Linked DNA regions of Mus musculus: all the other regions are linked to region 2. Evidence: chromatin loops called from intact Hi-C (ENCODE). Cell type or tissue: gastrocnemius. All regions are shown on one strand. Each heading gives the region's core, and the rest is flanking DNA. Links, peaks and the distances in the headings are about the cores only.

What was found. Peaks named below come from ENCODE experiments on the same cell type or tissue, not always from the same donor. Only the 100,000 strongest peaks of a DNase experiment are listed, where the experiment ranks them.
Region 1: it touches region 2 in a loop (3-fold over the local background); 19 of 42 quality-filtered maps call a loop at or near these places.
Region 3: a loop joins it to region 2, with 4 times the contacts of the local background. A loop is called at or near these places in 27 of 42 quality-filtered maps.

Annotation. Positions count from the first base shown.
Region 1 is chr2:122,661,693-122,672,241 of GRCm38, forward strand. No RefSeq gene overlaps it. Among named protein-coding and RNA genes, the nearest start is that of Mir147, 26 kb to the left of the region's middle. In gastrocnemius, for the core only: CTCF peaks have their summits at 4,748 (motif pointing right) and 6,364 (motif pointing left); DNase peaks (open chromatin) are centred at 4,494, 4,883, 5,852 and 6,378.
Region 2 is chr2:122,748,015-122,758,563 of GRCm38, forward strand. Bloc1s6 (biogenesis of lysosomal organelles complex-1, subunit 6, pallidin) reads left to right here. Exons shown (of 5, transcript NM_019788.3): 5 at 1-1,473. Among named protein-coding and RNA genes, the nearest start is that of Sqor, 12 kb to the right of the region's middle. In gastrocnemius, for the core only: no CTCF peak of the experiment used is centred there; DNase peaks (open chromatin) are centred at 4,964 and 5,972.
Region 3 is chr2:122,632,466-122,643,014 of GRCm38, forward strand. It overlaps Spata5l1 (spermatogenesis associated 5-like 1), which reads left to right. Exons shown (of 3, transcript NM_001033256.4): 2 at 54-239; 3 at 4,003-4,013. The coding sequence ends at 4,013. It overlaps AA467197 (expressed sequence AA467197), which reads left to right and starts at 5,422. Exons shown (of 5, transcript NM_001004174.2): 1 at 5,422-5,476; 2 at 5,607-5,668; 3 at 5,792-5,877; 4 at 6,751-6,811; 5 at 8,236-8,611. The coding sequence starts at 5,633. The coding sequence ends at 8,304. It overlaps Mir147 (microRNA 147), which reads left to right and starts at 8,338; the gene lies at 8,338-8,416. In gastrocnemius, for the core only: a CTCF peak has its summit at 5,320 (motif pointing right); DNase peaks (open chromatin) are centred at 4,787 and 5,351; H3K4me3 peaks cover 807 bases.

The DNA of each region.
Region 1 (10,549 bases), core at 2,689-7,688, 87 kb before region 2:
TCAGTTTTCCCCCTCCTGGAAACCCCTATCCTATTCCCCCTCCCCCTGCTTCTATGAGGGTGTTCCTCCACCCACCTACCCACTCCCACCTCCCTGCCCTCTATTCCCCTACACTGGGGCATCTATCGAGCCTTCACAGTACCAAGGACTTCTCTCATTGATGCCTGACAAGGCTGTCCTCTGCTACATATGCAGCTGGAGCCATGCATATTCCTTGGTTGGTGGCTCAGGCCCTGGGAGCTATGGGAGGTATGGTTGGGTGATATTGTTGTTTTTCCTATGGGATTTCAAATCCCTTTAGCTCCTTCAGTCCTTTCTCTAACTCCTCCATTGGGGACCCCTTGCTCAGTCCAATGGATGGCTATGAGCATCCACCTTTGTATTTGCCAGGCTCTGGCAGAGCTCTCCTAGGAGGCAGCTATATCAGGCTCCTTTCAGCAAGCATTTCTTGGCATCCACAATAGTGTCAGGTTTTGGTGACTGTATCTGGGATGAATCCCCAGGTGGGACAGTCTCTGGATGGCCTTTCCTTCAGTCTCTGCTCTACACTTTGTCTCCATATTTGCTCTCGTGAGTATTTTGTTCCACTTTCTAAGAAGGATCAAAGCACCCATACTTTGGTCTTCCTTCTTCTTGAGCTTCCTGTGGTCTGTGAATTGTATCTTGGGTTTTTGGACCTTCTGGCTAACATCCACTTATCATGTGTGTTCTTTTGTGATTGGGTTACCTCACTTAGGATATTTTCTAGTTCCACCCATTTGCCTAAGAATTTCATCAAGTCATAGTTTTTAATAGCTGAGTAGTACTCCATTGTGTAAATGTATCACATAAGGCATTTTCTTAATTAGAGCTTGATGCAGAAGGGCCTGGATCATTGTGGGTAGTGGTCAGTGGCAGCCCCAGGGTAGTGGTGCTGGGTTCTATAAGAAAGTAGGCTGAGCAAGGCAAGGGAAACAAGCCAGTGAGCAGCACCCCTTCATAGCCTCTGCTCATTGCTCTGCCTCCCACTTTTTGACTTGGCTTCCCTCAGTGATAGACTCATAAACTGAAATAGAAATAAACTTTTTCTTCTTCGAGTTAGTTTTGGTCATGGTGTTTTATCACAGCCACAGGAGCCCTGATTAAGACAGACATCACTCTAATAGGAGTGGCTAAAGGTCTTAGCCAGGGAGATCTTCATAGGGTTCAGTCTGGAAGGCTGGGGCCATAGTCCAGCCAGCACCAGGGAGAGGTTCCATGGTTCTGATCCAGAGCTTGGGGGTGACTGGATCTAAGCCATGAGGGCCATGGAGACAATCCCTTACTAGAACACTGATAACTTACTAGCTATAATTTATATATTCTACAGTTATATTTACATCAATAGGTTTACCAAGGAAATCATGTCAAACTTCCTTACTCTCTCCTAATTGGATACTCAATCTTTCAGTATCTCTCATCACTGTTTGAGACAAGGTTTTATGTCCCATAAGACAAGGTCCTAGCTGGCTTCCACCATAACCATGGTGGCCTTTAAACTCTGGATGTGTCTAATCCTTACCTCTTGAGGAATGGGAGGAGGAGTTTGTGTCACCATGTGGCTTAGACTTTTCTTCCTTCCTTTTTTTATTTGTTTATTTTACAAGTATGAGTGTTTTGTTTCCATGTGGAGTACGTGCACACCTGGCGGCTGCAGAAGTCAGAAGAGGGTGTCAGATCTGCTGGATTGGAGTTACAGGCAGTTGTGAACCACCACGTCTGTGTTGAGAATCGAACTTAGGTTCTCTGGAAGAACAGTCAGTGCTCCTAACTGCTGAGCCATCTCTCCAACCCCAGACCGAACTTCTTGATGGGCCCTTCTCCTCATTCTTAAAACACATTGGCTCACAGTTCCTTAGCTTAGGGGCCAGCAAGCATTTTCTGCAAAAGCTAGATAGTGTCTATTTTGGTCTTTACAGTCTCCACTCGGTTCACAGGTCATGTGCATCCTACAGTGTGCCCACACTGTGACTGATGCAGCTTCAGGACAAAGATAGGGGTAGATTTGACTGTTGATTTTTCTTCAGTAAATTAAAAGAAATTTGTGTTTCAGGGAACGTTGCGGAAGAGGGGCAGAAAGATTGTAGGAGTCGGAGGATCAGGGAGTTTGCTCTGAGACTGTGTCTCCTAAGAACAGCAGAAGCTCTGCCTGTAAAATATCACCAACAAGAGTGCCCACATGTGAGCTGAACAAGGACAACACGAAGGTGTTGTAATCATAAACAGAGAAAGAGCTATAAGAATATGTTCTGGTGGGGTGTGAGGGAAGGGGTTGCCCTCCCCCCGAGGGACCAGACACACCAGTAGCGTATAGAATAGAGTTTATTCAGGGGATGGGGAGGGGAGTTAAGAGGGTAGCAGAGGCAGGGAAAGGCAGAGAGGAGAGAGGAGAGAAGTAGAGACCGGCCATGACCACATGGAGAGAGGGGGTAAGAGAATGGAGAGAGAGGGAGCAAAGGGGAAGAGGCGAGGGAGAGAAGCAGGAGTAAGAGAGAGAGGAGGGGGCAAGTAGCCCCCTTTATAGTGCCAGGTCTACCTGGCCATTGTCAGGTAACTGTGGGGAGAAGCATGCCTGGCTATTACCAGGTAACTGTGGGAGTGGAGTCCAGACAGATACCAACACAAGGGACAGGGCAACTGAATGGGGGAAAGCCTACGAGGCCTCAATCCTACTGATAACTGAGGAAAGCAGAGAGCAGGAGAGGTGGTCCTCCTGGAGAAGGGTACACCAGCTGGTTGTCCAGCCAGTCAGTCAGCCCTGAAAGCATACATACGATTAGAATTATATAGATTCAACAACAGGATATATGTGTGTGTGTATACATATATATGTGTGCGTATACATATATATATATATATATATATATATACATGTGTGTGTGTGTGTATATATATATATACATGTGTGTGTGTATACACACACAAATGCATATATGCATGCAGTAAAAATGAAAAGAGAGGCCATGAGTTTGAAGATAGTCAGAAGTGGTATATGGGAGGGTTTGGAAGCTGAAATGTAACTAAATTACAACTTCGAAAATAAAAAATAAAAATAAGAAAGTTAGCCGGGCATGGTGACGCACACCTTTAATCCCAGCACTTGGGAGGCAGAGGCAGGCAGATTTCTGAGTTCAAGGCCAGCCTGGTCTACAGAGTGAGTTTCAGGACAGCCAAGGCTACACAGAGAAACCCTGTCTCAAAAAAAAAAAAAAAGAAAGAAAAAGAAAAAGAAAAAGAAAGAAAGAAAGAAAGAAAGAAAGAAAGAAAGAAAGAAAGAAAGAAAGAAAGAAAGAAAGTTATGTGAGGATTATTATTTTCCAAGTTGGCTTTCCAGCATGGTCTGTAGGACTGTGTTCACATTCCCGCCACTGTCCTGACCTTGAAACACTGCCACAATTTATTGATTCTCTATGTCACCTTGATTCCTAGAGTGCCAGAGCCAAGCCCTGGGCACCCATACATTCGTCACACCTAGCTCAGGGTGGGGACCTGTCAACTGTTTAGTAAGTGTTCAGTTGGTGAAGTCCTGACTGAAAGTTGAAAATAGAAATTTATTTTCAAAAGAGTGGGAGGTCTTTCAGCATCTAGTAAATGCAGTGTCATGGGTACCTCTCAAGACTATTTGGTAGTAGTGTTTAGAGGCCTGGGCGCCTTCTGGAGGGAGGAGGGGCAGGAGTGAGTGCCAGGGGCAATCAGCCTAGTGTGTGACTTGGAAGAAAAGAAGCCTCACAGTGAAGGTTACTCAGAGAAACTTAAGGAGGGACCAAGAAGGGAGTGGCCCCGGGAGGGCTTCCTGTGCTGCCCAGAGCACCCAGAGCATCCTGCCACTGTCCCTAACACCCTTCACTGTTACCCAACTAACCCTATTAACAGGAATTAGGGTGGCAGCAGCAGGGGCCACGGGTATTCTCGCCTTGTGATTACTCAGGTCTGGCTCATTTGTGTCACAAGAATGCAAAGGTCTGTGACTGCCTCTCCTCAGTGTTCATAAGGCTAGCTGCCCACAGGCTAGTTTCATTTCTTGAAGTTGACCTCCTTTCATCCTATTGCCTCTGGATTTCTTTCCTTTCGTTTCCAACAAGTAGTGAGTAAGCTCTTTCTGGCTGTGCCCCGGGTAGGGGTGGGTATGATCCTGGACATGCCCCTCCCCTCCACTTACTCCCTGCTTTCCTCTGACTGCTGAAGGTCCAGGGATGGTGGCAGCAGTGGTTGGATGACCCAGGGACACTGGCCTCCCAGTATCATGGGTTCTGGAAGCCACTGGCTAGGTGCAGTGGCCTTCTGGAAAATGTGAAAGAAAGGCACTGGGGCAGAAAGTCATGCTTTCTCTAAAGGGTTTGCTGATCCCTGCAGAGCATATACCCTCTGCCTGGGGCACAATGAGAGAAACCACCATGATGTCATAGAAGGCAGAATTGGGAAGAGATGCTCAGGTTACATCATTTCACACTGGGTGTGAACCCCCTGTGTAAATCCCCCGGGGGCGTCTGGCACTGACAGAATGATGCAATCACCGAGAAGTGAGGATTTTAAGTATTTCTTTTTTCGAAATATAACTGATCTTCTTATACACTTTTATAACCTATGATGTGGATCCATCATGGTTTAACAGCTGTTCTGCAACACTGCAAATTAGCCATTAGCCTTTGTGAGCTGTAAAAACTTCTTTAGCTAGCTAGCCGCCAGCTCTACCTGAGCTGAGCAGTGAGAGACTGCAAGTCCCAAACTCTAGAGGGCGCCACCTTCACGGCTTTGTCTCTTCTTTCAGCCGGTGGACAGCCTCAGCTGAGGCTGCAGGTGATTGTCAACAGACCTAAGATTCCTCATAGTGCCAGGCACAAGGAACGAGCTTGTCCCTGGCTCCCTAGCCCCAGCAGATATGCCATTTCCTGGCTTGTGCCTGTGGGTCCTGGCCCAGCCTCCTGGATGTCTACCCTGGTGGCCCAGAGCCAGGAAGTCCTCATGACACAAAATCCTTCCCCTAGGAGGTGTGAAACTCTGAGGGCTAGAATTACCACATCTCTAAGATCTATGCTTGCTTAAACGATCCCCATGAAGTAAGGGAGGGCGGGCCACATTTCTCTGGTGTCTTCCCTCTGCATCTGCTTCTCCGTGGCTGCAAGGGTGCCAGGCTTGGTCTGCATGAGTGTGGCTCTGTCTGGAGCCATTTCTAATTGTGGAGGGGGAAAGGCAGAGTAGAACTCAGTCACCAAGTTCTAAGACTACGGAGGTGGTGACTCAAACAGAGAAAAGACCCAGACAATGACTTGAATCCATGGCTTCATGTTCCCATGTGTCTACTCATGAAACATGTATTCACTTCCAAAGGTGAGGGTCCTGTCCAGGGCTTGGGAAGCCTGGAGAAAGGGTTCAGGCTCCACACATTCTCTAGGTCCACAACTGCAGATGCCTCTCTTCCTTCTCAAGCACAGCTCTCTCCATGTTCCTTCTCGGAAGAGCCTTCTGGTCTGGCAAGGCTTTCTCTGGGGTCTCCTTTGAGTACAAAGTGTTATGTTCCCATGCTTAAGAAGTCTAGGACATTGTGATTTGGTCATTGACTTGGGTAGCTTGTGACAGTGCCCGAGAGGAAAGGATGAAGGGCTTGTCCACGCCTGAGTGTGGGCAGCTGAAGCCAAGAGCCTCCAAGCTGAGTGCTGGGCAGAGAGAGTCATTGTACCGAAGAAGGCAAACTCTCTCTGCAATACCCTGCTTTTTGCTAGGTTTCCAAGGCCCATCAAGTCGGTTGTCAGCAAGAAAACAGAGCGACTAAAAACTGAACCGAGGAATATGGGATGGGACCGGATGGGGAGGAGGTAGAAAACAGCACATAGCCTTGGTGCCAAGCCCTGGCACTACTCTCTTCTCATATTGAGCACCAGCCTTTTGTAAACAGTGAAACGGGCTCCCTGGGTGACACCTCAGAGGCTGTTTCTCTGGATGCCTCTTTAGGACATCCTCATCTGAGCACCTCGCCTTTTGGTGAAGACTTCTCTATACCTGTATTGAAGGGGGCAATTCTTCTTCCAAAGAGAATTCTTCTCCTCTCATCTGAAGCTTTAGTTGGAGCCATTTGCACTCTATTTATCATGGTTGAAATTTTTTTTTGAGAATTAACATGTAATATAGTCAATAAATATAACATCATCACTGTTGGGTCAATAGAATTGTGTCGTCCTTGTTGTCTCCCCAAAGGTCTCAGCTTGATGAATTAAAGGTCATCAGCTTGTTCTGTCCTCTTGATTGAAAAGATAATCTCTTTTGCTCTGCTTCCTTGCAAAGGATTTTGGAAGACTAGCCAGTCAAAAAGTATTTGGGTAAAAGGCTCAGACGTAAGCCCAGGGCACCATCTACTGGCTGACCGTGAGTATGATCAGACTGAACTTGAACAGAGCTTTTTGTTTATACAAGTGATATAATCATTCCTTTTAAAAGTTAAAGTGGGCAGTGAGGTGGCTCAGCAGATAAAAATCACATGCTACCCAAGCCCGGCATCCACCAACCCCACCAAGTTGTCTTCTGACCTTCACGCTGTAGACAAGCCCCATCCCATCCTAGGCACACACAATAATCATAACTAAGAATAAAACAAAGTTAAAGAGGAAAGGTCTGCGCATCATCAGCATATATTACCAGCAAGGGCTTGTGCCTGGATTTTCCCAGGTCATATAAAAATGGAACAAACACATCAAGGGACTTAAAAGGAAAACAAAAATGATATCCAGATGAAAACGAGTCTTTGAGAGCAGTCAACTCTTTCCTCTTTAGAGGTTTTTGAGGGGAAGAGATGGAGGAAGTCCAGGAGACTATAAGCCCTATGAGCTGTACCCTGTGGAGAAAAAACCCAGGCAGGGCATGGTGACCCACACCTTTGATCCTAGCACAGAGGCAGGACAGGAGGATCTCCCCGAGTTCGAGGCCAACCTGGTCTACGTAGTACGCTCTCAGACCACCAGGGCTACATAGAGAGATCTTATCTCAACCCCCCACCCCACCCTCACCCCATGACCACCACCAAAAGAAAAAAAAAAGAAAAAAGAAAAGATATACAAAACAAAACAAAACGAATCTCTCAGATAAGACTTTATATGCTAGAGGATTTCCTTTTACCATAATATATGTTTTTAAAATCTGCCCCAGGAAAATGTAAATTCAATTCAAAGTGAGATTCCAACACACACACACACACACACACACACACAGAATGGGTAAGATTAAGAGCAATAATGACAAGTAAGACAAAATTGGGGCGTGGGGTGCTTCCATCCACTGGTGATGGGAGCATTTGGATAACTGTCCCATGTAATCTCCTCCATATGGAAAGTGGGACTTGGAATCCAGTGACTCACACTTGTAAGGCAGGGGTTTGAACCCTGAGCTCCACCACATTCCTATTCCACAAAATACAGAATGTGGTGTGAGGAAGGAAGTCTGTGCCTTCCAGGTAGGGGCCCCAGCCCCACCCCTTGTCCACCTCTTATTCTGTATTTTATATTTTGAAAGTTATATATAGACACGCCTTACAGCACAGCAACTGGATTCCTTGGTATATATTCAATAGAAATGTCCGACTGGAGAGATGGCTCAGTGGTTCAGAGAACCCTCTGCTCTTCCAGAGGTCCTGAGTTCAATTCCCAGCAACCACATTTTGGCTCACAACCATCTGTAAGGGGATAACCTCTTCTGGTGTGTCTGAAGACAGCTACAGTGTACTCATAAATAAAATAAATCTTGGGCTGGAGAAATGGCTCAGTAGTTAAGAACACTGATTGTTCTTCCAGAGGTCCTGAGTTCAATTTCCAGCAACCACATGGTGGCTCACAACCATCTGTAACAGGATTTGATGCCCTCTTCTGGTGTGTCAGAAGACAGCTGCAGTGTACTCATATACCTAAAATAAGTAAATAATTCTAAAAATAAAATAAATCTTAACTAAAGATTTAAAAAGAAAAAAAATATCCACAGCTGTAAACCAAGAACTATAGATTAATTCCAACTGTACTACTGGCACTGGCCAATAATGGAGACCTCTGACATGTCCAGGAAGAGTAGGTATTATAGACAGATTATAGTGCTGATAAAAACAAAACAGCTAACAACAGAACAACCAAACCAAAAATGCCCTATATGCAGCACAAATGTGAGTACACTCTCCAAGCTTAAGATAATCAAAAGCAGTCAAATGCGAAAGGATGGACCATCCAGAGACTACCCCACCCGGGAATCCATCCCATAATCAGGCACCAAACCCAGACACTATTGCATATGCCAGCAAGATTTTGCTGAAGGGACCCTGGTATAGCTGTCTCATATGAGGCTATGCCAATGCCTGGCAAATACAGAAGTGGATGCTCATAGCCATCTATAAGATGGAACACAGGGCCCCCAATGGAGAAGCTAGAGAAAGTACCCAAGGAGCTGAAGGGGTCTGCAACCCTATAGGTGGAACAACAATATGAACTAACCAGTACCCCCAGAGCTCGTATCTCTAGCCGCATATGTAGCAGAAGATGGCCTACTCAGCCATCACTGGGAAGAGAGGCCCTTTGGTATTGCAAACTTTATATGCCCCAATACCAGGGCTAAGAAGCGGGAGTGGGTGGGTAGGGGAGCAGGGCAGAGGGAGGGTATAGGGAACTTTCGGGATAGCATTTGAAATGTATATAAATAAAATACCTAATAAAAAATAAATAAATGAAAAAAGCAGTCAAATGTAAAACAATGCAGACTGTATTAACCTAGAAAGGTCAGAACTGGGTCAAACACTTTGCAGATGTGAGGATAAAAGTGATCTTAGATGCTCGGGAAGGTTCGTGTCTTAGTTAGGGTTTTACTGCTGTGAACACACACCATGACCAAGGCAAGTCTTATAAAAAGCAACATTTAATTGGGGCTGGCTTACAGGTTCAGTCCATTATCATCAAGGTGAGAGCATGGCAGTATCCAGGCAGGCATGGCACAGGAGGAGCTGAGAGTTCTATGTCTTCATCCAAAGGCTGCTAGTGGAAGACTGACTTCCAAGCAAATAGGGTGAGGATCTTATACCCACACCCACAGTAACACACCCATTCCAACCAGGTCACACCTATTCCAACAAGGCTACACCTCCAGATGGTGTCATTCCCTGGTCCAAGGATATACAAACCATCACAGTTCGTAATCTCCCTACTGTCTCAGAGCAATGCCTGAGCGGGCTAGTATATGCTTCTTTAATCATTACAGAAACTTGAGTGTTTTCCTCTGAAATGCCTGATGGTGACTTCCCTTCACACATACTGCCTTCTCAATGTATAGCCTTTGCTTATTTACTGTTTTCATTATGGATCAGCATTTATATGGAAGCCAGCTTTATGTTAATATTTAATACATGTATTTCCAGAGGCCTGACATGATATATAGGTTTTCTTCAGTGTGTCTCAGCAAAAGTTTTCATGCATCGTCTAGCTAATCTTGTTTGTTTGGTTTTTCGAGACAGGGTTTCTCTGGGTATTCCTAGCTGTTCTGGAACTCACTCTGTAGACCAGGCTGGCCTTGAACTAAGGGACCCACCAGCCTCTGCCCCCTGAGTGCTAGAATTAAATGCCTGCACCATCACCACCACCTGTCTGCTTGATTTTTGAGACAGATTATATAGTCCTAGGTGGCCTGGGACTTGCTGTATAGATCAGGCTGATATGGAACTCACAGTGATCAGCCTGCCTCTGAAGAGCCCCTGACCTCAGTGCTGAGGTGAAAGGTAAGTGCTACTACATCCAACTATTTAATCTCCCATTCTGCCAAAACATGTCCCACTACAGAATCTGCTATAAATCAATGTTTATCATTTATCAGGGATTCATTGACATTCCTTAGCAGAATTCATTAAGTGAGACATCTTGGTGTCATTTTACTGTGTTCTGTTTATTGAACAGAACCTTCTCCATGGGGATTTCTGATGTAGTCATTTTGTTTTACTGGCTTATATCCTGTACTATGTCTTTATCAGAAAGTCACTTTACTTTGCTCTGTTAAAAGCATTAAGATCCTCTTGCTTTCCCTAGCATTAATTGATGCCAAGATGGATTGGTACCAGGGGGCCTGTTTCCCGGGGCACAGTTACAAGAGTAGATGGTGCCTAGCCAGGGAAACACAGAACCTCCACAGATCCACAGTCTTTGCACAGCTAATGGAGCAGCTGTGGGCTGCGAGTGTGAGTAATAGAAGGGATGGATACTAGCGGTTATTAACCATGTGGTTGGTGCCGGCCACACTACATATTCCCTTGGGTAGTGTTCAGCAGCTGCTGTGCAAATGCTGGAAACTGAGGTAGCCCAAGTTACCACAGAGCCTGATCCAAGGTCTAGGCAGCCATAGCTGCTGCTCTTGCTCTCTTGCTCGACCCTTCCTTTTTTCTTTCTCTCTCTCTCTCTCTCTCTCTCTCTCTCTCTCTCTCTCTCTCTCTCTCTCTCTCTCTCTCTCTCTTTCTCTCTGTCTCTCTCCCTCCCTCCCTCCTTCCCCCCTCCCTTCCTCCCTCCCTCCCCCCCTCTCTCTTTCT
Region 2 (10,549 bases), core at 3,077-8,076:
GTCACTCCTAGAGCACAAGTCAATAGGACCTGCAGGACAATGTCATTACCTTGCAAAATGTTACAATAAAATGCCTGATAGCTGACGAAGGCTGGCGATTCTTTTCATGCTGACTTTAGACCAGTGGTGGTGATTGTTTCAAGTGCTGTTCCTGGACACTTCTGGAAAACTTCCTCAGTCTTAAAGTGAATCTATTCTTTGTTTTGCTTAAAGTTTCTGCCAGCGATTCTGGTATACCTTAAAGGATGAGGCACTTCTGGGTCTGGCTGCCACTGGCAGGGTTTCCCACACTAAACTGCATGTCCTTTTCACCTGGGAACTTAAGAAAGTGCAGACATTACCAGTTCTGTTGTGGGGCCATAGAAGAGTTGGAGTGCTCCAGATTCTGATGCAAGGAACTGGTGGGATAGACCGTCCAGTGGCTTACACTCATAAGCAATGCAATCGTTTCAAAGCTACCCAGTAATTTGTGGAATTAATCTTAAGAAAGAAATTATTCACTACTGCTTTTGATAGAATCAGATTTAAAACTGAACCTTAGCTAGCAGGAAATTAAGAGTCCTAGTTAATGAATTGGATTTTTTTTTCCCGAGACAGGGTTTCTCTGTATAGCCCTGGCTGTCCTGGAACTCACTCTGTAGACCAGGCTGGCCTCAAACTCAAATCCACCTGCCTCTGCCTCCCGAGTGCTGGGATCAAAGGCATGCGCCACCACGCCCCGCTAATTGGACTTTTTGACCTGTATTAAAATAATCATGTTTAATGAATGGATGGCAATGTGGCAATATGTTTTGAGAATTATATTAAGTTTTTAAGACTTTTTAACATATCAGAAAGATGGGCTGGAGAGCTTGTTCAGCAGTTAAGAGCACTTAATGCCTTTGCAGAGGACCAGGATTCTATTCCTACCTCCCACTTGGCAGCTCACAGCCATCTGTACCTCCAGTTCCAGGGGATCCAGTCCCCTCATCTGGCTTCTGTAGCATCAGGCCACATAGATGGTGCACCTACTCACACGTAGATGAGACACTCACCCACATAATAGAGAAATAAATCTACAAAAAGAAGTATACATCATTACCCACCACTTTAAGGTCAGAGGTTAATCAGAAACACCATAGGTGATGAAGCCCTAAAGTTTTATCTGTATTTCAGTAACGTGGAAACACAATAACCAAACACTTGCTGTATTTTTCAACAAATAGAAATTGGCCAAAAGAAAATTGTTTTTGAAATAATATCAGATATGTATGGTGCTGACATGCGGGGTGCTCATTTTCAGCTGATTTGTCATGAGTGTCAGGCAAATGTGCAGACATTGAATGGAGATGTGTCCACAGTGAATTGTGGTGTGGATTCAGTTCACCAGTACCAATTATATGCTGAAACACCTTTGTTTGATTTTGATCCTATAAATGAAAACTACTTTTATGAACTTAATAAAAACGTCAGAATCACCCAGCATTGTTTATCAGACACCGTTCTGAGCATAGCAGTGCATATTCTCTCTGTACATTACTTCAGACAGTTGTTTTACTACCTCTCCTGTTTTGTTGCTCTTAATGCCCTCTTTGTATTAAGTGTCCTTTACTTTTCATGTCAAAAAAAAGGCTAGTCCAGGGGCTGAAGAGTTCCCAACTGCCCGTGAGAGGACCCAGGTTTGGTTCCCAGCACCCTCCTCAGGTAGCTCACAATCGCCTATAACTCCAGTTCCTGAGGATCTGATACCTCTTCTGAGGTCTGTGGCCTCCTGCATGCCTGTGGTTCACATACCTGAACTCAAGGACATGGGCATACACATAAAAACAAATAATTGTTTTTAAAAAAAACTACCAGTCCACTCATGAAATCCCATCCAGACAGATGATGGAAGTGCCATCCAAGGCTGGTTGGAGTATCCAACTCCATGAAGTTAGCTTTTCTTTGAGAGTAAATATAACTATAAGCTGGGCATGAGCACAGCCATGGGTAATGGCTGGAGAGTTGAACGTTTGAGGCTAGCCTGGGCTACATACAACCTGAGGCCCTGTCAAGAAACCTGAAAGCCATCACTTTAGTGGTTTGGTAGGAAGTACTTTAAACTGTAACTGCCTGTGTAAATGCTGCCTTTAAATAGGAGAGTCCCAGCAGTAGAGTATTGTAGGTTGCATTCAAGGGTGATTGTCTTTGGAGAAGGCAGAACTTGGAACTTTCTCTGAGAACTCTGTGTATATCTGTTAGTGTTGGCTCTATAGTTCTCATCAAACTCATTATATACTTAAGACACATCATATATTTTACCATAGCATATATACTTTATTCCAAAGCCATGAGTTTTAAAATTGAGCCTCCAAACATAATTGTCCATATATTAAAAGTTGTTCAGCTTCTATATTTTCTTTTGGATGAAGAGAGTTCATGTGTCTTCTGTTATTCAGATCCAGTGGATGGGTGGGTAGCATTTATGTTAGTTTACTCTTGCTCTGCCTGCGTGTGTGTGGCCAGATTCCATCTAGTACGCAAGGCAGAAACTCTAAGTCAAAATTCATTCAATTAAAACAAACAGCAACAACAACTGGCTGGCAAGATGGCTCAGCGGATAAGAGAGCACTGACTGCTCTTCCGAAGGTCCTGAGTTCAAATCCCAGCAATCACATGGTGGCTCACAACCACCTGTAATGAGATCTGACACCCTCTTCTGGTGTGTCTGAAGTCAGCAACAGTGTACTTATGTGTAATAATAAATAAATCTTTGGGCTTGAGCGAGCAGGGTTGACCTGAGTGAGCAGGGCCAACTGGAGCAAGCAGAGGTCCTAAAAATTCAATTTCCAACAACCACACAATGGCTCACACCTTCTGTACAGCTACAGTGTATTCACATAAATTAAATAAATAAATAAATAAATAAATCTTTTTTAAAACAAACCTCAAAACCTCATGTCACCAAACAGCAGTTTGGAAAAACAAAACATTTTAATGCAACAACCTAATGACAAACTAACTTGGTATGTACTGAAGAAAGTTGGTAGGGAAATATTACAAGCCATCATTTTCTATAATTGAGCTATTAAGTTTCTGTAGGAAGGAAAAGCTTTAGTGTGCACAGTAAAATCTCTGCAGCTTACAACATATAGTGATCTCGAGTCTTAGCCGAAGCATCTCAGGCAGTGTTATCTCTGTGCTGTGACAGTTTGTGTAGCACAAACTATTGGGTGTTGAGTACCAAGGCTGCTATGGAGGATCACAGTGTTGGTAAACTCCGCGGAAACACCTTGAGTACCAAGGCTGCTATGGAGGATCACAGTGTTGGTAAACTCCGAGGAAACACCTTGAGTACCAAGGCTGCTATGGAGGATCACAGTGTTGGTAAACTCCGCGGAAACACCTTGAGTACCAAGGCTGCTATGGAGGATCACAGTGTTGGTAAACTCCGAGGAAACACCTTGAGTACCAAGGCTGCTATGGAGGATCACAGTGTTGGTAAACTCCGCGGAAACACCTTGAGTACCAAGGCTGCTATGGAGGATCACAGTGTTGGTAAACTCCGCGGAAACACCTTGAGTACTAAGGCTGCTATGGAGGATCACAGTGTTGGTAAACTCCGCGGAAACACCTTGAGTACCTTATCTGCTGGATTTTTAATTAATTTTCGATTGTTGAACATTCAAAGATATTTTACTGTTGCCAAATGTTTCATGGTCCCTACATTTAGTTATATGACTTCATCATACAGGTTCACAACTCACAGTTTAAGAAGATGAGGTTTCCACCACTGCTTTTTGAGTTGTTGGCCAATTGGGCCACATAGACTCCCACACCCAAGCATTCCAGGCTATTGTCTATATTCTTGACTCCCCTCCATAACTTCATGGTAAGACCTTAATGTGAAGACATCACACACTTGATCACAGAACATGGAGAAATCATGCTAGCACTCACCAGGAACTTTGATCCCTTTGGCTACCATCCATGGTTTTGAATGGTGCCATGCAGGATGCTGGAGGAGCATCACTCTGCTGTGAAACCTCAAGCCTCAACGGTGACTTGCCTGACAGATCTGCCCACTGGTGTCATAGTAGCACGACCAACCACTCTGTGACTGGATCTCAGGTCCCCTTTATGTGGGGTAACCAATGTCTAGCACTGTTAAAGATGCTCATGATTAGACAGGTAGGTCATAGGCCTTGGGAGAATCTGAAATTATTATCCTGCTAAATCAACATAGTATTGAATGACTCCTAATCATTTACATGGATGAGAGCATCTCTCGATCTTCATCAGAGGAGTTTCTAGCAGTAGATGGCAATTAACAGATGCTCCCCCCACCCCGCCACCCATGCCACCAGAATCATCAATGTGCAGAGAACAAGAGACTGTGGCATAGTTAGGCATCAATGGGGGCACATATATCACATACCCCCCCCCCCAAAGTGCTCTGGGACCTTTGTGGAAGAAAGGGCAAAAAGGTTGTAAGAACTGGAGGAGTTAATAGCATCAAAAAGTGCTTTCCAGGCACAACAAGGCAGTTGTCCTCACAGCAATCATGACAGCATGCACAAGACTTGCACATGCTCCAGCCTGGAAGAAAAATCTCTGCACAGAGGGCAGAAGGTAGGTATGCTAATCCCACCACTAGCTGAAGAGCCATTGGTATTTGATAGCTGCTGAAAGAGTCCGAGTTCAAAGGTGGGTAGAAGATCCTCTTCTTCCGGACCTTTCTCAAGAGAAATCCCCTTGGTTGGCTAAGCCCTTCACCTCACTCTGCATTCTGGAGGGTGATCTGCTTCTTGCAAAAGGTATGCTCTGCGATCGAGGGAATCCACTGGGTGACATCTGAACAGGGCTGGGAAACTTCTTGTGATTGCTGAGACTCTGTGATACATTTTGCATGGATTCAGCACCAACACTGATGTGGGCTGTGCAGTTCTTGCCACCCAGGGGGCATGGCAAAGATGGGCTCCTCTGCTAAGGGAAGCAAACACCAACCTTCCCAAAGGGGCAGGAGAACTGGCTGAGTGGCAAGGTGGAACCCATGCCAGCAGGTCACAAATGGGCATGTGTGTGTGTCTGTGTGTGTGCGCATGCTGAAGTCATACATGTTAGCCAGATTCACCACTAAACTACACCTCTGGTCCCTCAGACTGGTTCTCTAATACAGAAGGGAGTAAAGCATGGAAAGGACATCTAGGCTCTGGCCAGTGCCAGGTCTATGAAGATCTGTAGCTCTGGACGGAGACAAAGAACCAAGGTCAGCCACACTGGGTCCTCTGTATTCCAGACCAGCAAGCCAGGAGCACGAGTGGTAAGTCTCTATTATGATGTGTTCCCAAGGAAGTATCTACAGGCCTACTCTGGTTATAGTTAATATATCTTTAAAAGTGTACTTACACATTTTAGTCTCATTTAAAAACATCTTCAGAGCACAGTCTAGACTAATATTTGACCAAATAACTGGGTACCGTGACCTAACCAGGCTATCATGTAAAACTCACCATCACAGTTGGGTTTTGGTGTATATTTGAGTATATATAATTGACTCTAACATCTATCTATCTGTCTGTCTGTCTGTCTGTCTGTCTGTCTGTCTGCCTGCCTGCCTGTCTGTCTATCCATCCATGTCTATAATAAAATGGATTACATACATATAAAGAAAAGATTATTACAATATAGTTCTTCAAACTTGGAGATAGCTAGGAGGCTTCTATTCCCTGGATAACCAACGATACTGTTTTCATGCCTAATTACATGTATAATTAAGCCAACTAGGTTCCAAGATCTTGGGTATCAAATAAATTCAAAGACAACAAATGGATTAGAATGTAAAAAATACCTGTCATATGTACTGTTTAGCATTATATCTTTTCATCAACAGAAGGCTTCTCAGATCTCTCAAGGATCGGCTTGAAGATGACGTGAGCAATTACATACTAAGCCCAGGTGAAACATTTTTAACAACCGACTAGACCACACATGGAGCAATGCTGCCATCTCCTGGTGGTTTGCAGTATCGCACGCCCCTAGAGCAGATTCAGTAATAACTTCACTTGCTTTGATGACATTAAGTTAAGCCTTTTTGAAAGTTTTTTATATTACTATTAATTGTTTTATTTATTTACATCTCACTCTGCAAATCTCCCATCCCATACCCCTCCTCCTTGCCTCTAAGAGGGTGCTCCCCACCCACCCATTTGATTGTAGAAGAATGCAAATTAATCCATTTTTACCTTCTTGTACAAAGCTCAAGTACAAGTGGATCGAGGACCTCCACATAAAACCAGGTATGATGAGGAAAAAGTGAGAAGGAGCTTCGGACACATCAGCACAGGGGGACATTTCCTGAACACACCACCAATGGCTCATGCTCTAAGATCAACAATTGACAAATGGGACCTCATGAAACTGAAGGCAAAGGACACTGTCAATAGGACAAAATGGCACATCGGATAGAGGACTAATATCCAAAATATACAAAGAACTCAAGAAGTTAGACTTTAGAAAATCAAATAACCCAATTAAAAAATGGGTTACAGAGCTAAACAATTCTCAACTGAGGAATCTCAAATGGGCAAGACGCACCTAAAGAAACGTTCAACATCTTCAGTTATCAGGGAAATGCAAATCAACGCCCACCTCCCGAGATTCCTCACACCTATCAGAAAGGCTAAAATAAAAAACTCAAGTGACTGCACATGCTGGCAAGGGTGTGGAGAAAGAGGAACACTCCTCCATTGCTGGAGGAATTAGAAGCTGCTACAACCACTCTGGAAATCAGTCTGGCGGTTTCTCAGAAAACTGGAATTATTTCTACCTCAAGACCCAGCTATATCACTACTGGGCATATACCCAAATGTTCCAACAAATAACAAGGACACGTGCTCCGCTATGTTCACAGAAGCCTTATTTATAACAGCCAGGAGCTGGAAAGAACCCAGATGTTTTTCAATAGAAGAGTAGATACAGAAAATGTGGTACATTTACACAATGGAATACTACTTGGCTATTGTTTGTTTGTTTTGATGCAGAGTCTTATGTACTCTATGATGGCTGCAAACTCCATGATGTGGATGGTTCATGTGTCAGGGAGCACATGTGGTGGTCAGAGGAAACTTTGTAAACTTATCTCTTTCCTTTCATCTTTATGTGAGATCTGGGAATTGAATTCAGGACATTAAGCTTGCATGGCAAGTGACATTATGAATGAAGCCACCTCAAATGCAGTTTCTTAACATGAGCTTTTGTTTAAACAGTGAGATATTTAAAGTATCCGTAACACATTTTAAAGCTACATTTTTCTCTAACTTTTTGAGTTTTCTGGTTTGATGTTGGACTTGAGGGCTTAATTTTTCCCCTCTTGAAATCATGACCAATCGATTTATTATCATATATCTATCAATTTATCTTTCTACAATCAATTCAGTTAGCTACCATCTATCTGTTTCATCACAATCATTGATTATGCTTAGAATCCTTTCCTAAGAAAAGCACCGAATGCCCGCTGTGGAGAAAGATCTGGAAATCCTGTATCTTTTCACCTGCCTGGATTGATTGGGCCTGGGGTGAGCACTTGGCTCAAGGGCAAGCAAACTGTGAGCTCATCAGTGAAGTACTGGCCGGGCAGAAGAAGTTCTGCCTACATGGAACCCAGAGTGACTCAACTTGTGGGTGACAACTCCTTTGGGGGGTCAAATGACCCTTTCACAGGCATTACTTAAGACCATTGGAAAACACAGATAGTTACATTACAATTCATAACAGCAGCAAAATTACAGTTGTGAAGTATCAAGCAAAATAATGTTATGGTTGGGGGTCACCACAACATGAGGAACTAGAATAAAGGGTCACAGCATTAGGAAGGCTGAGAACCACCGGCTTAGAGGATTCCCTTTATTAACTGGAAAAGAGTGGAGACATAGAAGCTGAGTGTTAAGTGGTTACTGTTCTGCAATCCATGGATTTGTATTTCTTTTGAGGTGAACAAAGTATCACAGTGTCTCAAGATGCTTGGGATTCTGCCTAGCTTCTGTGAAACCTGGTACCAGGCTTCTTCTAGGAGTTGGATACTGGGCTGTTTCCTGTTTTCTGCTTTTCCACATTTTAAAAATAACATAATATTTCATATCCCATTCCATTTATAAGATAACATTATCAATTATCTATTCGATATAGCCACAACCCACAAACATTTTTCATTGTCTTTGGTAGCTTTAGCATTGTGATGGCCAGAGAGTGGCACTATTACAAGATGTGGTCTTGTTGAAGTAGGTATGTCACTGTGGGTGCGGTCTTAAGACCCTCATCCTAGTTGCCTGGATGTATTCAGCTAGCAGCCTTCAGATGAAGATGTAGAATTCTCAGCTTCTCCTGCACCATGCCTGCCTGGATGCTGCTATGTTCCTGCCTTGATGATAATGGACTGAACCTCTGAATCTGTAAGCCAGCTCCAACTAAATGTGTTTTTATAAGAGTTGACTTGGTCATGGTGTCTGTTCATAGCAGTAAAACCCTAACTAAGGCAAGTACGTTACAGTTTTCAAAGAATTGTACTTGTATTGTTTAATAATAAAGGGGCTGCCTAGGGGACTGTGTATCTCTACACTCTTAAATTCAGGAATTCATAGAAAAATATGCCAGTGACCAGGATCTTGATTCAGTCCTACAGTCTTTATTATTTGTATGGCGTTTTTCTGCCTTTATCTAATTTCATATTTGTATCTCTGGGCAGATCTAGATTTCTTAGATCTACTTCCAGCTGATCTGTAGATCTGCCCCAAGCCAGGGTTGTTTGGCTCGCATTACCTTCTAACAACAACAGGAAGGCATAGAAATAGAAGTGGGGTGCAAAAGTTGAAGCACACATGTGGAAGCAGTGGGGCTAGGAACTGATTCTGGGAAAAGCCCAACACTACTGCACCACAGCAGAATTTTCTTAAGCGGGAGCCTTAGGAGCAGGGGAGAAAATACATGAATATAAATTCCATCTGCTAATTTTATAGATTCAGTCTGGCACTAAGGAAGAACAAGGGTGGAGAGGGTGTGAGCTTCTCTTCCACAGAGAGCTCAGCAGCAAGGCTGCTTTAACCCTGGACAATACCCCCTGTAGACATGCAACAACCAGACAAGCTGTGGAAGAGACTGGCTCTGGAGCCTTCTTTTGGGATCATAATGTGACTCAGCCTGGCTCATTTTGCCCACTGTGTGGTATGCGTGTCATCCGAAACAACCAGTTCTGCGAAAGAGAATGGTATCAGGTGACCACATGTGGAGCTGGGAGAGCAAGTCTCAAATCCACCTCTCTGAGGGAGGATTTCGTGTTTATTTCTCTATCCTAAGGGTATGAAAGGTGATGGGAAGGTAATTAAGAGGAGGTGTTGGGTGTTACATCTGAATGCTTTTTTCCGCTAATGCTTTATCTTCTGTTGCCAAGACTTGACAGAAGATATATCCTAAGCACACGGGCTACCACTCACCAAGCCACTGGAGTGAGCTGATTAGGAGGGTCCCCACAGTACCAAGGAGGTCTGTAGACCATGGTTGATTGTAGAACTGAAGTTTGTGAACATCCATGGACATCAGATGGGCAGTCAGCAGGATTCGTTTGCCGAGGGCCAGGAAAATGATCGGTGAAGTGCAGTGTCTTCTTTGAATCAGGGGGGAAAACATTCACTAATATTCATCATCAACAATAAGAGTTATCACATTATTAGGCAAGGAGTTAGATTGTAAATTCTTTAGGCTTTGTGGGGTCATAGGCCCCCAGTATAGCTGCTAAAATCAGCTGTTGTAGCATAAAAATAAACAGCGAATATATTAAGTGGGCGTGGCTACGTTTTAATATGATTTTGCTCATAAAAATATGTGGTAGGCAGGCTTTGGCTCATGGGCTATTAGTTGATGATCCTTGATCTATCTATATCTATATATTGATGTCTGGGAGAGAGATGCATGATAATGAAAGACAATGTGAGAAAATCCTCATCAGCCAGAAGTCACGATGCTTTGCTCAACTCTCAAATGATTCAGCTTTAAGATCTGGAGCCCACCAACTGAAGAGGTGGATGAAGGAAGTTCACTGCCACATGGGCAGTAGACCCACGATGACTTCCCAGGCCTTCATCAAAGGGACTCGTGCCATTGGCTTTCATAACACTATACTGGGAAAAGGGGATAATTAGACATTTTCAGGACTATTGGATAGAGGATCTGAGCTAGCATTGATACTGATAGCAAATATATATTGCCCCCCCTTTTTTCTTTCTAGAGAGCCTTATGTGGCCCTTTTATTCATTATCTTAGGGAATGGTTCAGAGCACCATTCATGTAGCAGAGCAGCACATTAAGGCACATAAGGGCATCAACTTCAAATGAAGGAGGTGTGGACCATGGGAACTCCTAGTTGTCACAAATTACACCACCTTCCAGAGGTAACTGGAGCTAATGTGCACAGTCACAGCTGAAACACTAGCTCAGAGGAGAGCTGGAAGGTTAGTGCCATTTCCCAGGACACACTGTACTTAGTACGTTGGTGATGGGTTTCCAGAAGCAAGGATACAAGGGTCTGGAACCCAGGCGT
Region 3 (10,549 bases), core at 3,099-8,098, 120 kb before region 2:
GAAGATTTTAAGTTGTCTACTTCTAATTTCTCTATTTTTTGCTTTGCCTGTAGGTTGTCATTGGAACTCCCACCCTTAAACAAAGAGAAGCAATTCTGCAAGTGATTACTTCAAAGATGCCCATCTCCAGTCATATTGATTTAGGTCTCCTGGCAGAAATGACGGTTGGCTATGTTGGTGCTGACCTGACAGCACTCTGTAGGGAGGCTGCCATGTGTGCCCTTCTCAAGAATGAGAAGGTAGGAAGTGTTCACCTGTCACTTTCAGATGAATGTAATGGTAATCTTTCAGATTAATATGACAGATCAATGTGGGGTTAGAATAGGTGCTACATACATTCATTCCTTGGCATGGCTGCTAGGCTCCACAGCTGTTTCGGGCGTGTGTGTGTGTGTGTGTGTGTGTGTGTGAGAGAGAGAGAGAGAGAGAGAGAGAGAGAGAGAGAGAGAGAGAGAGAGAGAGAGAAACAAAAACTGAGACCTTGCCTGATAAAGACCATCTTACTTCTAGAAGAGATTAAGACACCATAATAAAAAGCATGTGTGTGATTTTGTCAGGAGAGTTATTTCTGTTTGGCCGTCTATGACTTTGAACTGTATCATGCTTACCAAAGGCTGCAGGAGCAGAGCAGAGGTCTTCTGTTCTAGCCTGGATTCTGCACTCTAGCGTCTGTCACGTTTGTCTTTGCTGCTTCCTCTGCACACCGTTTTCTGAACAGCTTGAGACTACACTAGAGCCTTAAGTCACTTAGTCTTGGGGATGACACTGAGATGACATTGGGCAGTTTTGTTGTGAGTGTCGTGGAGTTGTGTGTCTATTCCAGCAAGATAGTGACGCCACTCTCATACATGCCTGTCACTCAGGCTGTAGGTGCACAGTGCTCCATTACAGCTAGTGTTGAGAACATGTGTGCCTCACAAAATTGCCTTATGCTACAATTAACTCACAAACCCCGGAAAGTTTAACATCGACAACTGTATTTTAATGTATTCAGTGTGTTTCTCTCTGCCCCAGTGCTGCCCTGTGTGATGATCTGTCAGGTGATTTAGTCTGAGATTACACACTGAGTTTAGTTGTCAGGAGTCTTCCATGTCTTAACTTGGAAACAGTTCTCAGTCTCTCTTGGCCTCGACACCTTTGAGAAATCTAAATCAGGGTTGTTTGTTTGTTTGTCTGTAGAACAGTCAGCCCTGGACTTGGGTTTGTCAGGGTGTCGGTGGTTGTAGGTTGGAAAACTCCCAGGTGGCTTTACTCTCAGTATCACGGATGGAGACGTGCTCTCAGTATCATGGATGGAGATGTGCTCTCAGTATCACGGATGGAGACGTGCTCTCCGCAGTGTTGGTGATGTTTGTCTGAATCACTCAGCATTGTTACTTTCTCTATTATACACTTAACTTTCTCCCTTTTATATTATACATAATTTGAGGTCATAGATTTCTCTGTGTGTTTTTATTTTTATAGAAGCAACTAAAAATTAAAAACCCTTTGGTATTTAACCTGCCAGTTCGAGATCTCTTTTCACCCCCAAAGTAACAGTAGTACACTGTTGCAGTAAAACTCCAACCCCCATAGCCTGTGCAAAACCACACAACTCAGTTACAAGATTTACAAGCTGCACCTCCAGATTGGACAGATCCACCACTGCACTGCTCTACTCCCCAGCTGTGCTGCTTGTGGCTTCTTCAGGCCACGTGGTTCTGCTCCATCTTCTGCCTCCTCCTTCCATCCTCTTCCTCTCTCCCTTCTACTCTACCCCCACTCTAAAACCTTTCCCTTCCCCACCTTTCCCTAACACTGCCCAATCACAAGCTCTAGCCCTTATTTGACCAGTTAAAATGGGGAGAAGGTTCACACGGAATCACCTGAGGTAGCAGAACATGCTTTAGTTAGCATATTATAGTGTCCTAAGCTGGTTTTCATGACATTCTGACAGGCGTGCTTTGTTTATGTCTCCCCCATGCCTTCTTTCTCACTGGATTCTCACCCCAAATACTCCCTGTTCCCCTTTTACACCAAAACCATCTTTGTGGAAAGTAAGTTCTTGGCCTGGGAAGACATAAGTAAGTTGGCAGTGTGTAGTTTCCCCTGAGCTCCCAGACTGCTCTCTAGCCTTAGTTGACCCTAGCATAAAGAATGCCTGGAAATCCCAGTGTCAAACCTGGTGAGACAGCTAATGAAGGATGGGGTGATGGAGTTAGTGCATCCCACTGTCCAGGCTTGTCAGAAAGAACTTCAAACAATTAAGGAGGATTCTCCATTTTTCTCATCAAGCCTGACAGGGCCGCTTAAGTTTAGATCCGAGGGCAAGAGACAACCAACCATGGCTTAATGAGTCAAGTCACAGTAGCGACAGAAGGCTCTAAAAGAGTCCAGTACTTGAGGTCAGGGAGACAAAGCTTCCTCGAAGAACTGGCAAGATCACAGTGATACTGGCCAGTGTCCTGGTGGGAACTCTGGGGCCTACCAGACCTGCTTCACATCCTAGTCTCCCCCGCAGCAGTCCTGGATGCCAGAGCTCACTTGGTGCTTGAGTAAGGGGTGTGTGTGTGTGTGTGTGTGTGTGTGTGTGTGTGTGTGTGTGTGTGTGTGTGGTGGTGGTGGTGGTGGTGGTGGTGGTGAGGCTATGAGCTTTGTTTCATTTGGGAAAGTGTATTCTGACGAACTGGATGATGGGGAATTCTGAATGCTTCTGCCCACAGCAACCTTAGACAAAAGAGCACAATCTATGATGGTTCTTTAGTCATTTACCTATTTTTGTAACAATATTTATTGAGCAGGTAATTTACTATTTAAATTGATACAGTTGCCTTAATAAGTAAGATTAGCTGTTAAATAAAAACCATCCTGAACTGCTGTAATTCTATTAATCCAAGGGGGAAACAACTAACATTACCCCTACATCCTCCAGAACTCAGCACGCCTGGGCATTAATGCAAAAGGACAAAAGGGTGGCTTCCTAGATCTACTTGTAATCGCCACAAGTAGAAAGAGGCATATTTTAAAGATTATATATGCACAATATATAGATATATATTTTCCATTCCTTTGGCGTTTTATTCTGAAAGCTTAGACACAAGAATAGAATGACCTAGCAACTTCACCATCTGGAACCTATTCTGAATAATTAATACTAGGGTAAATTTGCTAGCTATTGTGACTAGAGCAGTTAGGAACACTGATAAGCACGTGTCTCTGCAGTAGGAAAGAGAGTCCTTTGATATGTGCCTAGACATGTACTGGATGGTGCTATGTAGGCTTCTGAGGGGTGGGGAGTTATCAGTGAACATTACCAAGCTGTGAACAACAATAGTGACCAATGTGTGAGGCTGGCCTTGGCTATGTTGCAGTAAGACACTGCTTCCCAACCCCCTTACGTGCAATCATGGCACGCATGCTATGGAGTTAACCAACCATTAGAAAAATGGATTGTATTTAAGAAAATCTGATTGGATTTGAGACTCCACAGAAGGAGACCCATGCCTGATACTGTAAACCTGGACAAGCACCTATAGTTGGGAAGTCCACAGCCCCAGGGGTGAGCCTACTACAATAGCTATGCAAAATAGATAACATCACTGCCCTTTAACGCCATATATCTACAAACTAGTGCAGCGCTCAGGCCGCAGCACCTCAGCAGAGGTGCAGTGGATAATGGTTAGTACGCAAACCCACAGCGGGTTAGTTATGCAGAGACTAAATGCAGAGACTAAATTGTCATTTGAGGATTCATCCACAGATGGGACATCTATACCATAACCAACCCTGCAAGTTCAAAGGTAATCATGGGGAGGAGTTGTAAGAACAGGAGGTGATGGGGGACCAGAACTAAACAGCGTCATCTGACATGACAGGACGGCTGTACCCGTGAACTTGTGGGTGCAGCAGGAGCAGAGGAAGAGCAAACTAATCCAAGTTTAGCATGGGGAAGGAGTTCACAAACCCTGACCCTTAGCTGAGGCACCATGGACAGTTGGTGGCTTTTCCAGAGGGAGAATCAGTTTTCTTTAAGCAGGTGACCATGCTCCAGTGTGAGACCCCACACCCCAGATTATGTGGAAAGCACAAACTGGCCTCAGTGGGTTATTTTAAACAAGCGAACTAAAAACTATTTAGTTGAGAGGGTAGAGTGGTAGGTGTGGATCAGGGAGGAGTTGCAGGAAGAGTGGAGGTGAGTATGATCAAAACCCTTGAATGAAATCCTTACAGAATTATAAAATAATCTTTTAAGAGCTGTTCTCTTTTTGCCCAGTGTGGTTGTACACATCTATGGTCCCAACACCAGATCAGCAGAATAGGATGATCTTAAGTTTGAAGCCAGCCTGGGCTGTGTTGTAGTAAAACACTGACTCCCCCTCCCCTCCCCCAGCAGAAACGTTTTCTAACTGCGGAGGGGGGTTTGTACAGGAAATGTAACCCAGGTCACAGGATCATCCAACCTTTTGGCATTGTGACATCATTATCTGTAAATGCATCCTGTGACCCATAGGCCCAGGGGCCATAGGCTGAACGTTCTAGCACATGCTAGGCTAGGGGTTTCCCACTAAGATATAACTTCAGCCCTTCAATGTCTTTTTAAATAACTTAACCCAGGCTTGTTTTCACTTAAAGAGAAGGGTGCACTGAGAATTCTAGTGTTAGGAGCCAGACTTATGTTCTGATTTCATCCCTACCACTCACCAGCTGCATGTCTTGAACATTTCTGCATCTAGCAAGGTATTCTCGCCCCCACCCCCACCCCCATTCAAGGAATCCATCTCAGTGTCTGGCATACAGCCACCGGCCTAGTGGAATTACTTCCAGAAACTGTGAGCCAAAAGTGATGAGTTAGGGGGGACCCAAAGCTGATGCTAATACTCGGAATATGCAGCAGAAATAGGCACCTGGAATCTTCTGCAGTTGAATTTTGGTTTGTTTCCAGAAGAAGGAGGAGGAGGAGGAGAAGAAATCAATCAATCAATCAATCCGGACCCTGTTGGAGTTAATCTGAATTTTACCATTTACTTTTAAATAGTCTCTATATATGCAGCGTGTCATGATTTGGAACTTTTATGTGGTTGATTTTGTTCAAATTTACCCCACTCTGCATCTGGCAGTCTCTGTTGGTACTGGGGTGAAGGTGGCAGCCAGCGCTGGAGCCTCTGCCCTCCCTTAGCCCTCTCTCCACCCCTCCTTTTTAAAGGAGTTGCGTGTCTTTCACTCAGGTCTTGGCTGCTATCACACCTGAACCTGAACCTCCCAGACGTTTGGAGGTGCAGGACCAGGACAGAAAGCGATGGTCGACCGCAGGTAAGGACCGCGGTCAGCGGCCGTGCTGCACTATCGTCCTGCAGGGGGCGCACGTGAGTTGACTCAGTGCGACGCGGTCGGATCGGTCCCCGCGTGACCAGGACGCGCGGCCCTCCCCGAGCGGTTGGCTGCATATAAGGGCCGCTCGCTTCTGGGCGTTAACATCTCCTGGCCGCAGCCGCCCTAGGTGCGTCTCCTTTCTGAAAAGTTCTGTGGAGCGGGCGGTCGCCCGGCTTTCTGCGACTGTTGGACGGCTGGGTGCCTGGGTCCGGGGGAAGATGTTTTTGACCAGTATGTTGGATTTTTCCTTCTTCTAGATTTGGAATTCTACACTAAAGTCATCATGGGCGTTTTCCAGATATTGATGAAGAATAAGGAAGTAAGTTTCTAATCTTAACTTCTGAGAGTTTTCCTTTTTAAAAAGAGGGGAAAGATGAAGATTTTGAATTTGTTGTTTTTTGGAGTTTCTTACTGAGTTTATCCCCCACCTGTTCTCTCTCAGCTCATTCCTTTGGCGTTTTTTATAAGCGTGGCCGCCACCGGAGCCACATCTTTCGCTTTGTATGCGTTGAAAAAAACCGACGTGGTGTAAGTACTAACGCTTTCTAGGTAGGACTGTCTGGGGGAGCTTTTCTCTGACCCGGAGATTCTGAAACACGCTGTCAGTGTCTGGGTTTTTTCCTACAAATAAGAGCATCTAAACATGGACTGAAAAACAGTTCTGGTAACAGAAAGAAATGTAACCAATTCTGATACATTTGTTTCTTATTGTCTGACCCTGCAATGAATTAGATTTGATTTCTTTTTAAATTTAAGCTTTGAAATTGAAGTACTTAAAATTAGGGGTACATACCATCACACATCATTTAAGTTTCAAGATTTCAACTTTTCTTCCCTGGTGTGGTAGAACTGAAACATACAGCTATCTGCAACAAACTCTAGTGTCAACTTTGGAAAAAGGACAGTAAAAAGCCTTATCTCCTGGGATGCAGGAAAAGATACCTCTGAAACTGACTATGGCTGGTCCAGGGTCAGAGAGGGCAGTGACTCTAACGCAGGTCGAGGGTGGTCCCTGGAGCCAATGCCTACACAGTTCGAGCCTACTCTCTGCCCCATCCCTCCTAGAACCCCCAGGAGGCTCTGCCTCTTCCTCCTCAGCCTGCCCCTTATGTATCTATCGCTGCCTGTTTGTGGGAGCAGTTTCCAATCTTATCAAATAAAGCAAATAGACCTCTTACCCTGCCCTGCAGAGGAGGAGATCCTTAACACTTGAAACAAACCCTGAATTTTCAGTGGCCGCTTATTTAACTTCAGCTGTCACTGAAGTTTAGCTGGTGACTGCAGTGTAGTTTCGGTGTGAAGACAGAGTCTGTCTCCAGAAAGTTTATAGATCCAGTAGCTCTTCCGGGTTTGTGTAAACAAATTTACCTAATCATTTAATTAATCTTCTTTTTCTTTTAGTATTGATCGGAAAAGAAACCCAGAGCCTTGGGAAATGGTGGATCCTACTCAACCCCAAAAGGTATTGCTGACCTACAGTACATGATTGTGTCCAGCCCAAACCATTTTTTTTTAAAGAGCAAAGCAGACTGCATGTAGTCCTTGCACTTACAAAGTGACATTCAGAGTCCTTTGAACAGTGGTCTAGAGACCTGGTTCAAGTCCTTGCTCTGTTCGGCACAGACGACTATGGACAGTTTGGCTTCTCTGAACCTGTGAAATGTGTACGATAATAAAACTTGCCCTTAGAGCTAAAAGCATTAAAATACAGAGCCTGTTAGCATAGTGCCCAGCCCCTATATTAAGCACCCAGATATAAACCTTTATATTATTAAAATTGTATTATGTTGTTTCCTTATTACTTATCTAAATTAATATAAGATGTGATGAACAATAGGAGTTCCTAAAAATGGGAGTGGATTAATTCTCAGTGGAATTAGCTACACTGTTCCAAAGGTTTTATTTATTTTTTATTATTTTTTTTTCTTTTTAGTTTTTCGAGACAGGGTTTCTCTGTATAGCCCTGGCTGTTCTAGAACTCACTTTGTAGACCAGGCTGGCCTAGAACTCAGAAATCCGCCTGCTCCTGAGTGCTGGGATTAAAGGCTTGCGCCACCACGCCTGGCCAAAGGTTTTATTTTTAAGCATTTATTTTTAATTATTTGTTGGGGCCTGGGAGTCATGCCTGTACCATGGCTTGTGTATGGAGTTCTTCTCCCACCACGTGAATCCTGGACATCAAAGTCACATAGTCAGCCTCGGTGACAGGCACATTCACCCACTGTGCCATCTCACCACCTCCCTGGCCTAGGTTTTAGTTTTTGTAGCTTAAATATTCTGAAGTGCTAGAAGCACGGGGTCAGAATGAACACTAATTGGGATCATTAGCAAAGACTACAAAAAGCAAAACTCTGATAACATTTAGGATCTTTGTAACTTTGTGTCTGTCTCCCAGGGTCTGGGATGAGAGAACACTGATGAGGGCAAATGTCAGGATGTCTGACTGAGAACTGACTTCGGCTTATACCTTCATGAAGCAATTGCAATGAGGAAGTTTTAAGAGACTATTGTGTGCCTTGCCCTGTGTTTTGACCATTGTACATGCATTTACAAGGAACGAATGTGCCTCTTGAATTTAAATGCTATCTTAGCAAATTAATAATCTTGAAACTTCTAGTGAAAGCAAGACAGGTGTATGACTGCTCTCCCTGGTCCCGAGACACCTAGAGACCAAGGGATTTTCGGGGACAGACTGGTAGAAACAGGCCCAGTGTGATATTCTGTGCTTGTTTCAGAGATGAGGAGAAGAGTGTGTGTGTATGTATGTGTTTTGTTTTTTAATTATTGCTATAGTTTTTCCTTAGAGGGGTATAGACGATTCCTCCAAGGAAGTGTGAGGCTGGAGAGTAGATGGTTAACACAATGTCTTGCTTTCTGTTTTCAAAGCTTATAACCATCAACCAGCAATGGAAGCCCGTTGAGGAGCTGCAAAAAGTCCGGAGGGCAACCAGATGATTGCTCACCACTCCTCTCTTCCAAAGAACACTCTATGAATCTAGTGGAAACATTTCTGCACAAACTAGATGTTGATGCCAGTGTGCGGAAATGCTTCTGCTACATTTGTAGGGTTTGCCTGCATTCTTTGGATCCTGCATTAGCAAGTGAAGGTAGCACATAGTCTAAAATAGTTTTCTGTGTTTATTGGTGTAAATTTCAATTTTACAGTTGAAATTTTATGTTTGTGATGCTTGGATATTTTCCTTGAAATGTATAAACATGTAAAAATTAGATTACTGCCTGTAATAAAATAATTCGATGACTATCTGTAAAACATGATTTGTGCAAGAGATATCAAAAATTACTTACTTTAAAAGTGGGGGGGGACATCTTTTTATGGGAACAAGCACATTTTGAAGTATAAAACTTCATCTTTTGAATATCAAATGCAGATTTCTAAGTTTTACTTCCAAGTTCATTCACCCTCACCCTAGAAACTTCTTGAGCATTGTTTGCAGTAAAGCAAAGAAAGGGTGCAAAATTTGCAGGGATGTGGATAGGGTCCGTTCAGGAGGAAAGGGATGTGGAGACAGGTGGGAGGGCTGCTGGAGCATGGCCCGTGACCAGGAATCCAGGCATGTGGAGACCAGCCCTTGGAGTGGGAACTCTGCTGCTCCTGGGAGGATGGAGAGAGGAGGCCGAGGAACTCTGGCCAGTAGAGACCAAGTGGCGGTTTAATCGTATCCAAAATGTTCTCCCAGCCCCATTCCTTGACGGCTCCTAAAAAAACGGGATCAAGTAGGAAGTTGCTTTTCGTTGATTGTAAAATAAATATAGCTAAGGTTCATACACCATAGTAGTCACTCACTTAAATTGCATAGCCCAATGGGGTTTTTATTATGTTTACAAAGTCGGGTAATCATCTCCATTTAATTCTAGAAACTTTGCATTATTCTCAAAGGAACCCCGCACCCATAAGCAATCGTTGTCCCTGACCTGCTCCTAGCCCAAGGCAAACACTAATAAACTTTTATTTCTGGGCTTGGGGAACTCTGGACATTTTACATACACAGGACCATGTTTTTTGTTTCTGACTTTATCTTCGAGGTTCTCAGTCCTTTATGTTTTGCCTCACACTATCAGCCCCACCCCTTCTGCTGAGGAATTCTATTTCGTTGAGATTCCATATAAGGACTGCCCATTTGCATTGATGGACATCTGCAGTGTTTCTATCTTGGGCCATGGTGAGCAGGGCTAATAAGAACCATCATGATTAAGCTTTTCTCGAGCCATATTCTCACTTCTCTTGATTATTTACTCAAGATCTTTCACTATTAAATTATGATGGTAAATATACTTTCCTTAATTTTTATATAAATATAATGGAAGTATAGGAAAAGGGCTAAATTCTTGTCACTTACATAGCAATAAAACCCACTCACCCTTGGGAGTGCTGAAAGGATCTGTGTTAGGCTACTTCTCCCAACCTTTGTTTTGCCTCAAATTTTCCCATAGGGAAATCTCTGATGGTTGATCCTAGGGATTACATAAAGCAGTTGGGAGTTACATTTTTATTTGCTTACGTTTTGGAAGTAGAATATGATCCCACTTAGGGAAATAAAACTGAACAGCCTGATGATGGTTAGCCATCCCCAGAGCAAAGTGTAAAGTGCTCTTGGGTAGGTGGCTGGGCCCTTGGATTTCCAGTCACAAAACTGACCGTAAGCAACGTGAACATGGCACTGGAAGGTGCTAGTCTGCAGGTCTGTGAGACAGAGAGAGAGAGAGAGCAAGCATAATGGCGACAGCTGGTGGGGAGGGCAGGAAAGGGCTCTTGTCTCCCACCATCATTTAGAGCCACACCTTAGAGACAAAAGGTGGAAAAAGACATAACTCAGTTTTCTTACTAAGGCCAAAGACCCAGCTAGGTGAACTGTCTACATCTATGCTTAATTTCCACTAAGCGTGGTCGTTTGGGTAGAAATGTGACCCCAGGAAAGGCCTCCAGCTACTGCTAGACTTGGGGGCATGGGCTAGAGGGAGGGGCTAGAGGGAGGGGGTAGCAAGGCCTTTGAAGACTCTCCTAGACTATCTGTGTTGCCCTCCTTCCTTTTGGGAATAGGGCCCAGTGCTTTCTGGAACATACAAGGTATGTTCTGGCAAGTTCTCACACAGAAAAGCGGGAGGAAATCTGTGCAAGGCTTCAGGTTCTACAGCTGGTTTGCAGAATGACAGTAGTCGTGCCTATGGCCCATATTGAAAA